Linked DNA regions of Homo sapiens: region 1 is linked to region 2. Evidence: read pairs that join two places in POLR2A ChIA-PET (ENCODE). Cell type or tissue: Caco-2. All regions are shown on one strand. Each heading gives the region's core, and the rest is flanking DNA. Links, peaks and the distances in the headings are about the cores only.

Evidence for each region. Peaks named below come from ENCODE experiments on the same cell type or tissue, not always from the same donor. Only the 100,000 strongest peaks of a DNase experiment are listed, where the experiment ranks them.
Region 1: POLR2A ChIA-PET joins it to region 2 with 6 read pairs; 2 of 35 experiments call an interaction of 5 or more read pairs at or near these places.

What each region holds. Positions count from the first base shown.
Region 1 is chr1:167,050,232-167,056,084 of GRCh38, forward strand. GPA33 (glycoprotein A33) reads right to left here. Exons shown (of 7, transcript NM_005814.3): 5 at 5,499-5,618; 6 at 4,745-4,880; 7 at 2,605-4,235. The coding sequence ends at 4,103. It overlaps GPA33-AS1 (GPA33 antisense RNA 1), which reads left to right and starts at 2,454. Exons shown (of 6, transcript XR_922249.3): 1 at 2,454-2,535. In Caco-2, for the core only: a CTCF peak has its summit at 2,442; a DNase peak (open chromatin) is centred at 2,400.
Region 2 is chr1:168,093,768-168,100,040 of GRCh38, forward strand. GPR161 (G protein-coupled receptor 161) reads right to left here. Exons shown (of 6, transcript NM_001375883.1): 3 at 2,741-3,465. Among named protein-coding and RNA genes, the nearest start is that of GPR161, 40 kb to the right of the region's middle. RefSeq lists enhancers at 2,649-3,149, 3,150-3,650. In Caco-2, for the core only: no CTCF peak of the experiment used is centred there; no DNase peak of the experiment used is centred there.

The sequences.
Region 1 (5,853 bases), core at 220-5,219, 1.0 Mb before region 2:
CAGTTCCCAGACCTAACAGTTATTTGGAGCTGGAGGAAAGTTTTAGCAAATAAAAAGGCAGTGTATGCATGAGAAAAAATGTTGTAGGAAGGGATGACACGGTGAGCTGAGGAAGTGCAGACAAATGGCCGTCACAGACAGAAACCAGGCTGAGTCTTTCTGGAAACCTACCTGAGGAGAGGCAGTCTCGGTGAGCAAACTCAATAGCCAAGCGTCCCCAAAGAGGCCCTCCCCATCGGACCAGACTTAACAATAGGATCACTTCTGCAGATGCCCCGGGCCCCAAGCCAGAATATCCAGGGATGGAGCCAAGACCAGAGAATCTTCCAGAATTTCCACAGGGGATATGACACCTACTGATACAGACTGCCATCAAAGATGAGAGCTCCTTGATAGTAGCCGACTTCTCTTATTCTGATTCCATGCCCAGTAAGCAACTGAGGGCATAGTGCCCATGGGGTGAGATGGCCTGGGTCAGGTGGACAGAAAGGCTGGTCTACTTGACAGCTATAAATAGCAAATTGACATTCTGTGTTGATCCAAATTGCTTAAATTCACTGTGTCTCAGCTTCCTCATCTGTAAAATGGGAAGAATAATAGCACTTATCTCATAGGGTGAAGATTATGAGATGTTCTATGGAAAAGGCCTAGAACAGTACCTGGCCCAGAGCAAGTGCTGCTGCTATAAGCATTGTACATCAGGCACTGTGAGCTTGGTTAATGTGACTCTGCATTTGAGAGCTGAGGCCCTGTCACTGTGTCACAAAAGCAGCTTAAGAACAAGACTTTTTGGGAGGGAGAGCATTAGGACAAATATGTAATGCATGTGGGGCTTAAAACCTAGATGACGGGTAGATAGGTGCACCATGGCACATGTATACATATGTAACAAACCTGCACGTCCTGCACGTGTATCCCAGAACTTAAAGTAAAATTAAAAATAAATAAATAAATAAATAACAAGATCCTGAAGAGTGGCTAATTTACCAAGCTGTGTATCAGTTCATGGATTCCTCTCTGGGCAGCCAGAGTCCCTCCTTAGGTGATAACATGAACACCTAACATTGGCATATGCCCAAGTATTTGAAACTGCGAGTGGGGATTATATGGAAAACTGTCTGAAGTGCCTAATAAGGGTTTATAGTACACAATCTTCCCTCAATTAATGGGTAGCATTTGTCTCTCTTCTAAAACACCATAAAGTCTTTGAACCAGCAGCTGGAAACCATAATTTGGGAAGGGATGCCTAACATTCTAAGGAGACTGCATTGCTGGGCTAATTTTGATTGTATAAGAACCTACAACAGTCCAATTCCCAGAGTCTGTGGACCGAAATAAATTCAGCAGGAAACTGTAGTCTTACTGAGTGATAATATGATTTGACACCCAAGTAATAGAAACATGCATTGGAGGACAGAAGAAATGTCAGCACCAGCCCTTTTCCACTTGTAAAACTCCTCATTCTTCTTCAAGATGCAGCCCAAATGCAACCTCCTCTCTGAAGCTTTCCTGAACTCCCTTAGGCTGAGTTACTCAGGCCCTCCTGTGTCCTGTAGCCCCTTCTCTTGCTCATGTAATTATGTTTCTATGTCTGTGACCGCCATTAGATTTTAGCTCCTCCTGAATAACAGTTTCTTAGTGACTTTTATATACTCTGCAAACAGCACACTGCTTGGCACGTAGTAGATGCTCACAAAATATTTGTTGTTGAATTAATGCAGTGGGTCTCGATTTCCCTCCTTTTCTTCCCTAAGCCTGGAGCTAAGGCAGGTGAACCTTCAGAGTCCTTTGAGGGGCAGAGAGAAGTCAAGTCAAACCTGGGGGAAGGTGGCCGCCTCTGCTTCCGTGGCTCCCTCAAGAACATGCTTGTGGAACCTTGCACCGTGAGGACTGGAAGGCACCTCAGAGTATCTAGAGAGCTAGGAGATGTCCTTGGGCAAGATACTGTGATACCAAATGTTATTCATTTAACAAACCTTTGTCAAGGGTCAACACATGCCAGGCCATAAAGAAGCTACAGTTCCTATCCTTACAAATCATACAGGGTGAGGCAGAGACAGACCTGTACACAGGTATAATAGGCACACAGTACTGTGTGACAAGTGCTCGGACAGGAGGGAGCACAGGAAAGGACACTGAAGAACAGACCTTGAATATCTCGCAGGAGAGTCCATGTCAAAGCCAAGAGCCCACAGCGGAGCGAAGTTGCCTTGGAGGAGGAAGCGTCACAGTTCTCTGTGACAGAACAAGAGGACTGCCCCGCCCCTTTCTCAGAAGGGGCATCATAGGAAGCAGAACTGGCTAGAGCATCTCCACCATCTTCCTTCAAGCACGTGGACCGACACCCAGGCCTCCTGGTGTCCTGACACTGCAGACTCCTGGAATATACCTCCACCAGCAGGCAGGAATCTGTCCTATTCCCAGCAACCACTAGAGGCACTGCCTGACCCTACTGCGGCCACAAGCAGAGGGACCCCAGGATTCTCAAATCTGTTACCTTGTCTCACCTCCCCTAGGAAGCAGAAGAGTGCTATGGTGAGTAGAGATGATCCATGAGACCCAAGCTTTATCTTACTGCAAACAAAATCCACATTAAAAAAGAAATAAGAATTTCCACCCACAATTTTATTATTACTGAAAGCATTTGGAATGAAGCAAAGGATTTAACAATATATATAAAAATATACATTTTTTAAAAAATCGCAAGTAGACAATAGATTTATGGAATTATTTTTCTGATCATCCAGAAAAGATAGCAATAGTAAACTGCAGTTGGGTGAGACCAGCCACTGGTCCATGAGACCTAAGCAGCCCTAACGCTGCCTGAGCTCTCAAGAGTAGAAGAAATGCTCGACAAACAGAAGGAGGCTGTGGGAGGGCAGCAGGACAGCCCCACCAGAAAACCAGAGCCCAAATGGGCTGGGCAGGGCCAGGGCTGAGGTATCGGGATGCAGGAACAACCAGGAACCCCATGTGGGTTGAGGAGACATGCCAATTATTCTGGCCTGGAGAGGAATTACCAGGACACAAGAACTCAGACCATCTGCAAGCAAGCTCCCTTGTGTGTGTTCACTTTAAATCAATTCGTGTTTAACTCACTGAATGAATACGTGGGTTTGGGTGGGAATCATCCCTGTGTCTACGATCATCTCAAGGAGACCAGAGAAGGGAAGGCACAACCAATCAAAGCAGTTTCCCCAATTAAGCTTAAGTGCCCACTAGGATGGGCGCCAGCTACTAGGGCTTCAGGGAAAGCAAAAGCCATGAGGCCCAGGCCCTGCCCCAAGGAGCTGGCGCTCTAATACAGTGAGAGCACTCGCTCAGAAGACTGTGCCTTGTGGCCCATGATTGGACGTGGGACAGAGTAACAGGATTGTTTCCACGTATGTGGACAATTAGGATAGGGTTAGAGAAATCCTTGTGATTTGAGATGGGCCTGGAGGGACAGGTACGATATTGACAGGCAGAGATGGAAAGTGTGTGGGCAAAAGCTCCCCAGGGCCTGTGCAGCAGGAGTGGGAGGTGGCCTTCCCAGGAGGGTTTGGAACATACTGGCAGCTACGGGAAGTGAGGTTGGAAAGGGAGTGGGAGCTGGAGGCCAGGCCAATGCAGGGCCCAAGCATACTCACTTATTCTTTCATTCATTCAAGAAAGATGTGTGGAGTGCAAACCCTCCACCTGGTGCCCCTCCAGGTGCTGGGCACACAGGTGAGCAGGACAGCCCCCACCCCCCAAGGCTGGCATCGCCTCCCTGGAGAGTTCTGAGTGGGAGCGCCCCATGCTCAGCGCTGTGCTTCCAGGAGCTCCTGCCAACTACGAGGGAAGTGGAGGCTGCAGCCTGGTCTTGAGTGAGGGCCAGGCCCGCACCAGGTGTCACAGCCAGGAGGGGTTACTTCACAGGACAGTGAGGTCAGCAGGATCAGCACAGGGACCCCCTTACCAGGCCAGCCATGTTCCCCACAGCTGACACTGGGGAAGAAATGTCCCCATCAATGTCTGGGATGGAGGGACAGGAGAACAGGGCTTAGAAAGGAGAAGGGAGGCCAGGAAGCGGGAGAATGAACCCCTAACCCTTCCTCCGCCGCCCTCTGCTGCTGGCCTGTCACTGGTCGAGGTGGTCCGGGGATTCACGCCCAGTGCTCCTCTGCTCTTCTTGCCTGTAGTCATCCTCCTCCTCCCTCTCTCTGGAAAGTTCTCTTAGCTGCTCTGGTGGCTCCTCATAGGCTTCCCGGTTCCTGCAGGGCAGCAGGGGACAGAGGGGAAGGATTTGCTCTCAGGTGGACCCTCAAGGGAGCTGGGCCTCATGTGCATTACAGGAAGAGCAGCCTCCAGACCTCCTCCCCACCCACCAGCTGCAGAGGACACTGGGCTGAAAGGCTGGGCTGAGAGTAAAGGTGCCACAGACTTGTTCCACGCATGAGCTGAGGGGGTTACAGGAACAGGCTGGCTTTACCAGCCCAGGAGGAACTGGCCCCGTGACAGGGGCTCCAGGCCACACTTGGCTCTAGTCATGCCACAGGAAGCCCGGCCCTGAGCTCCCAGACTGGAAAACCACAGGACTGGGAGGCAGGTCCTGGGGCTGCAATGCACATTTTATGGCTTGGACAGGTCATTGTTTCATCAGCACAAAATGGGGGTGATATACCCCAAGGGGTGCTGCAAGTAGAAGAGGCTGTGAGGAATTGGGAAGCATATTTCCAGTCTCCCCAGACCCTTCCAACAGGCTACCAGCCCAGACACTCACGGCCTTGCATCCTCCTTGTCTTCAGTGTTGTCGTCCTTCCCTCGGCAGCAGCAGCAGTAGATGATGATGCCAATGATAATGAGGGCTGCAACCACGCCCACCGCGATGCCCACATACAGGGCCACGTTCATGGAGGCTGCAAGAGGACAGAGCAGCTGCACTTGCCGAGCTTCTAAGCTAGCTCCGGGTCTCCTCCCAGCCAGGGGAGCAGCAGCTACCAGCTTCTGGTAACACTCCATGAAAGGCATGGTCTTGGAGGAATGTGACCAGCCATGGCCCAGGAATATTCTTCAGGATGGAGGTGCAGACAGAGACATATGGTCCACTTCACATCTTAACACTTTCCGGGCTACCCTGGCTCTGCAAAAGTCCTCAGATGTCAGCCCAGCCAGCTCTTTAAGCTAGATTTGGTGTCTCACCCCAGAAGGATGTGGTCCAGACTCTGCGGCAGCTGCCCTGGGCACTTCCTCCACGCCCACCGAGTGGTTCCTAGGCAGGTGGGACTGACAAAGCCTCTGAGTCCTAGAAGTCAGTCCTAGGTTCCACTTCCAAACACCAGTGGAACTGGACTGGCCTCAGAGTGAGGGGAGCCTGGGACAGAGTCATCCTGCCTAGGTCACCACAGCTAACCTGCAGGTGCGTGGCCCTAGAGAGGTTCCCCTATTCCTCCTCACGGTGGTCTCAGCTGACTTTCTGGACCCCCACCAGTTATCCTGTGGCGTTTGTCAGCCCTCCCCCCGCAGGCTGCTCTTACGAGATCTGACGGCCACCGTGATGTTGCAGAACTGCGTCCCCTCCTCATTGCTGGAGGTACAGATGTAGTAACCCGATGTGTCTGTGGAGATATTCTTCAGGGAGACAGGCTGACCTGAGGCTGCAGGGGAAGAAGAGTCAGGGTGAAGAGAGGCACTACAGTGGAGTGGAGACAGCCAGGAATGGGAGGTCTGGACTCCTTGGGAAGCACAACCTCTGCCACTGAGCTTCTTCAGGCCGGAGCCCCATGTCCACCTCCAGGGCTGCAGGACGCTTAAACCAGGCAGGGCCCACAATGTGAAGTGCTCAGAATTCAGTCAGGCACCCTGGGTTTGACACCTGGCTCTGCCACTTAT
Region 2 (6,273 bases), core at 629-5,628:
GGACACAAGGCAGAGGCCAGGGCTCTCTCCTGCAGTCAGAAAGCCATGGACAGCGCAGGGTGAGCGGCTGGGCTGGGGCGCCACATTCTGCTTTGGTTCCCAGACTCTTACTGATGCTGCTGCCTCCTCCTGGGATCAGGACCTTCAGGGAAGAACAAGAAGAACCATCCCCCACCCCCACCCCAGCTCCCATTCCTCGGAAAGACCAATAACTTGGAACCCATTCCATAAGCTCTTCAGCCCAAAGGCATCCCACAAGCCTGCTTTCCCTAAATGAAGATGAGACCACCAGCTGCCTGGGATGTGCCAAACCAACCACAGCTGGTGTTTTCCGCCTGTGCTCACAGCTTCACCAGCTCTTCTAGGACACCTGCAAGTGACTTGCATGGAAAATCTTGGCCTCAAAAGCAGGTGTTTCTTTTTGTTCTACGAACCCTTTCCTGCTCCATTTTCTGTCCTCATTTTTTTTCCTTCTTCATTTTAACTTCATTGATCTAGAAAACATCTATTTTTTTTTGCCTAGAAGACAAGTGAGTTTACAAAATCTGGACTAATACATTAATCAGTGAAATGAAGCCCAACATTGAATGGACTCCTGGATCACAGGTCATATGTGAAAATGTGGGCTTGCAACTGGCAGGGGTGAGCATTTCAGTGGTTAAAATACTGAGATACAGAGAAATGTTTTCTCCTATGGTTAAAAGTCCCAGACTTCCTTCCTCTCTTGGAAATAAAACTCCATCAGCCCGTGAAATAAATCAGTGATGCCATTGTGTCTCATCGCCACATGGAAAGGATCTCCTGTCATCATTGCCACTGGGTGTGCATAATTAGAGTCATTTCTTTCACCCTCTTGAGAAGAAAAGTGGAAGAAAGACCTATTTCATGAAGATGAGAAATTAACTAGAGTGGTTTGAAGAGTTGCCCGAAGTCATCTGGCAAGAGATTAGGACTGTAGTCCAAGCTGAATGTTCTCCAAATCTCTCCCAGTGGCTTGGCCAGGTGATGGTCTCCTTTCACCTTGGCCCTAAAAATCCAGCTACTTGACCTCAAAACTACACAGTAAAAATGCTAGAGGCAAGATCCACAAATGTGTCCTGAGTCAGTGGGAAAGGGCCAAAGAGGAAACAGGGTATTTGCATCATCTCAAAGTATCTCCTCAGTTGTATTTATTAATTACAATGGGAAAATCAGCAGCTTTACTGTGGAGAAAGCTGACAGGCACCACCTTAACCGAGAGATCAAGAGCAACACAACTAGCAATAAGGCATATTGGCATATGTGCCCCCTGCTATGATGTACAGGAAGGGCACATCGCCCCTGTGGCATTTTTGCCAAAAATGGATAACCTCATTCTAATCTTGAGAAAGCATCAGATGAACACAAATTAAGGGGCAGTCTACAAAATACCTGGTAAGTACTCTACAAAGCTGTCAATGTCATAAAAGACAAGGGAAGAGTAAAGGATTGTCAAAGATTGACTAAGACAATATGGGATCCTGAGCTGGATCTTTGGACAAACAAAGGACATTAATGAAAAACGGGTGAGATCTGAATCAAGTTGTAGTTAATGGCACTGCCCCAGTGTTAACGTTTTAGAGCTGTGGTTGTTCAAGACAGTAACCCTAGAGGAAGCTGGGTGTGTGGGAATTCTCTGTATTGTTTTTCCAAGTCTTCTGTAAATCTAAAATTATTTCAAAATAAAAAGTTTTAACAAAAAATCTAACCCCTAACTAGAGTAATTCCACTGGGTCCCATCAAAGGTGGTGGGATTGTGTCCGGAAACCTGTGCACACCGGATCAGTCATCAGAGGAAGGAGCAGCCTCACACGTACAAGGCCATGATGCTTCGATGGAAGGCTGAGGTTTGGCATGGACACCCCCGGATTGTCTGGGACCATCTGAGGAGATCACTGATCTGTGAGGAGGAGGAGGATGGTTGAGGAGGAAGACAGCAGCTGAGGTGGGGAGGGGGTGCTGACAAGAGGAAACACTGAAGGAAAGGATGTGGATGTGGCTGTGCCAGGAGAAGGTGGCCTGGTCCAATGCTTGGATTCTTTTTCCTCTAGTAAAGAATATACTCCAGGCCTGGCATGGTGGCTCACGCTTGTAATCCCAGCACTTTGGGTGGCTGAGGTGGGCGGATCACTTGAGGTCAGGAGTTTGAGACCAGCCTAGCCAATATGGTGAAACCCGTCTCTACTAAAAATATAAAAAGTAGTTGGGTGTGGTGGTGCGTGCCTATAATCCCAGCTACTTGGGAGGCTGAGGCACGAGGATCACTTGAATCAGGGAGGCAGAGGCTGCAGTGAATGGAGATTGTGCCACTGCACTCCAAGCTGGACAACAGAGCAAGACCCTGTCTCAAAAAAAAAAAAAAAAAAAAAAAAAAAGAGAGAGAGAACTAACTATACACACTCTGAGGCCAGAGGGCCAGGGCTGGGGTTTCAGAAAGCAGATTTCTGGACCGTGGTGTCCCCTGTCCCATTCTTTTGGGACACATACCAGGGCACCAGGGAGCTCTGCTGGCCTTGTCAGCATGGCCGTGAGCTACTGAGTGACAGGAAGCTCCCTGGCAATCACAGCGGAGCCTCTGGAATGTTTCTTCCGAAAGGAAATCTGTGCTTTGAGCCTTACCGCCAGTCAGCCTGAGAACTCACCCACAAACAGGCCAGAGTGGCTGAGAGGACCACAGATTTCATCTGCCTCGGAGGGGCTATCCTAACAATGCCCAAGTTACCTGTGATCCTGTTGGAAATGCTGAAGAGCCTGGAAGTCCTCTGTCGTTGCACAAATGGTTCCCGATAATACCGGTCCCCAAAGCACATGCCCAGTAGTTCTTTGCGAACTGTCTTGTTCCAGAGTCCATAGATCAGGGGGTGGCAGACAGCGCTGGCAAAGGACAGCCATGTGGCCCAAGTCTCCAGGCTCGGGGAGACGGAGCTTTTCCCCCAGAGGGCCTCAGAGGCGATGACAACCATGTAGGGGCCCCAGGTGACCATGAAGGCACCGAGGACCACCAGGATGGTGATGAGGGCTTTGCACTGGTTGGCCGAGTAGACCACACCCTGAAAGGCATTCCTCCTGCTGCCTGAAGAGGAGGTGGAGGTGCTGGAGTTCTTCCTCCCGGTCCTCTGAGCATCCTCCTCCACGATGACGACTGTGCCACAGTGCACCTTGCGTGCCTTGACCCTGGCCACGCGGAAGATGAAGCCATAGCACACCAGCATGACCAGAAAGGGGAAGAGGGCACACCAGATCTGCCAGAAGGCCGTGTAGCCAGGCTCCCGGTGCCAAGCAGCCACACACATCCATTTGAACTCGTCAAACTCCACGGATGACCAACCAAACAGGGGTGGCAGGCAGCCGATGAGCGAGTGAAGCCAGATGTAGACAAGTGCCATCACAGCCCGGTTCCCTGTGATCTTCATGGGGTACACCATGGGGTACAGGACAGCATAGTAGCTAGAAAAGGGATGGAGGGAGGCAAGAGAGAGAAGTCAGCGGAGAGAGAAAACCGCTGCCTTCCTGCGTCAGGGGCTCCCATGACTGGGTTGGATGTTTCTAAAAGCAGCACCTTCTCCCAAGTCTCCCCAGACAAGTTATATAGACTGCATCGTGTTCCACAGCTCTGCAGAGCTCTTTAACAGAGAAGAGCTCAACACTGGCAAGACACAGAGCTCGAACAGTCCTGTTTCCAAGTCATCACACCACAGCCCACTCATATTTGGGGGTGTGGCCAGTCTTAAGATACCTACAGAGGTCCTGAGGGATTATGCATTGGGCCAGATCAATTCTGCTGCTGCTGACAGCAGAATCATCCATTTACATCAATTTTCAGAGGGATCATTAAGAACCAGAATGATGTTGAAGGACTACGGGCTTCATTCAACCAATGGACATTTACCAAAGGCTTGCGATGTGCCAAGCACCGCGCTACCTCCTGGAAATGCAGTTGAGAAGATGTGAGGGAGGCAGACACCTGAGCCAAGTATCAGGGCCTGGAGTGGTAAGGGCCACATTGAGTCCTCACAGCAACTGTGAGCAGCGGATATGTCATTATCTTCATTTTACAGATGAGGAAACTAAAGCAGGGAAAGGCTAAATAACACACCCCAGACCCATGGGAGAAAGACAGAAAGCCAGGCGATCTGACTCTACAATCCCCAGTGCACACGCCCAGCAATTCTGTGTAAGCCTTCTTGTTCCACAGCCAAGGGGGCGGGTCCGAATCACTCAGTGCTGCTAGGTAGGAGGTGGGCCAGGAGGGCTATCCATTCAAACTGGCAGGCTTCTGGTCCAGCACAGAGGGTCACAGCAGGCTCCTGTTGGAGGTGATGCTCCAGACCCAGGTCTCACAGCGTTGGAGGCACTGACCCAGGACCACCCCAGGCAGAAAGCTAGCCTGGCGAGGTATGGAGTTGTGAGTGAGCACCAGCTCAGCAGGGAGGCTGCATGGAGCTCCACCTGGCAGGAGAGAGAGTGCAGGATGGAGAGAGGAGGAGAGAAGGAAGCAGGCCGGGTGGACGGGGCCGGGGCATGCAGAGCTAAGGACTGTAGGCCCAGCTAAGGACTGGCCCTTTAACTGGAAAGGGTGGGAGGACTCAGACCACAGGGCTGAAAGTCAACCACCACCCTCCCAACCCCGACATTTTATCCAAGGGAAATAGGATGTTCCCATGAGGGCAACATGTGTAAGGGACGGGTGGCCACACTGATGCCGCCTGGCAGGACGTTGGGAAATGACTCTGGCTATGTGCCTCACACATCGCCTGGGAAGGTGGCTCCTCCACAGGGACCGCCCTGAGTCACCCTTGGGCCCCAGCAGCTGAACTGCCACATGCTAACTGGAGGTGCTGCCTCCTTGGTCTTCCTAAGCAGGGGTGAGCCTGGGGCTGCTCTGAGCTGAGCCTTGAGCCCAGGCCAGGATCTATCCTGGAAAGAGAGCATTTCCGGCTATGCGGCCTGAGGAGAAGATTGCGCAGTGATTAGGGTGTCTATTACAGAATCACTGCACAGTGGCTGGGTAAGGTGATTACTGTCTTTCGCTGCTATCTGGGCTTGCATCTTGCAAAGGCCGTGCAGCCCAAGGGAAAAAGCATGCCTTTGGAGCTGGAAATTCAAGTTCAGATGGAGGCTCTGATGTCTATTAGCTATGTGACCTCAGCTAATTGATGTAACCTCTCAGAGCTTCAGTTCCCTCATCTGGAAAATGGGAATTCTGGCACCCACATCACAGGTCTGCTCCTAGGAACGAATGAGGAAGATCATGGAAAAGGCCCGGATGGTGCCTACCCTTCAATGGGGGACTGGCCATCGACCTTTCCCCCTTCCTCCTTGAGGACGAAAGCCCTACACTGCTCCTGCTTCTGCGATGACCCCCAGGGGACACTGGCCCTTTTGAGCCCTGGGGGGCGAACAAGCCCCATGGTGGTCTTCTTCCCCTTGTGGGTGGCCTGCTGAGACTCGGACCTGTCTGACGTCATTCTGGCAAATGAAATGTGAGGGGGTTGCTAGGGGACTGCAGGGAGGGGAGCAGTGGGTCTAGGAAGGTTTCCTTCACTTTTCAAAAGAAACAATGCAGAGATTTCTACTTTTTTTCTATCCCTTTAAAGAGCACACAGACGCTCCACCCTGTCACCTCGGTAGTGTACGGCCGGTTGTGGGAGCCAGGCCTGGTGAATGTTCACTGTAGGCCTCCTTCCACCGACTCTGTTTGGCGGCCATAAAAATGATTACAATTAATGTGCTGTCCTCTGCCAGATTTCCTTCTGGCTCTTCTCAACACCCAGTTATTATTACTACTTTATGGCAAGACTTCTCCTTTATTGTAACAAATGGTACCCATATCACTCACTGACTGAGGTTCAGGCACAGGGAGTTCCAGTGTGACATGACACTGATTTCTGCCAGCTGCATCCTGAGTGCCATCAGGAAGCTGGGGCAGTGAAGCTGGGTGCTGGCTCAGTCAAGGTCCACCTCCTACAGGCAGAAAAGCCCCACAGGCACAGCCCTGCCCATGTACAGCCACGTCCTCCAGGGATTATTTTGTTTTTAAGTTTTTTTTTTGGGGGGGGGGGGTTGGTGTGGATAAAATGTATGTACATTGAAATGCACGCATCTACACCTCTATCAAGATACAGAACATTCCAGCCAGGCGCAGTGGCTCACATCTGTAATCTCAGCACTTTGGGAGTCCAAGATAGAAGGATTACTTGAAGCCAGGAGTTTGAGACCAGACTGGGCAACATAAGGAGACCACATCTCTACAAA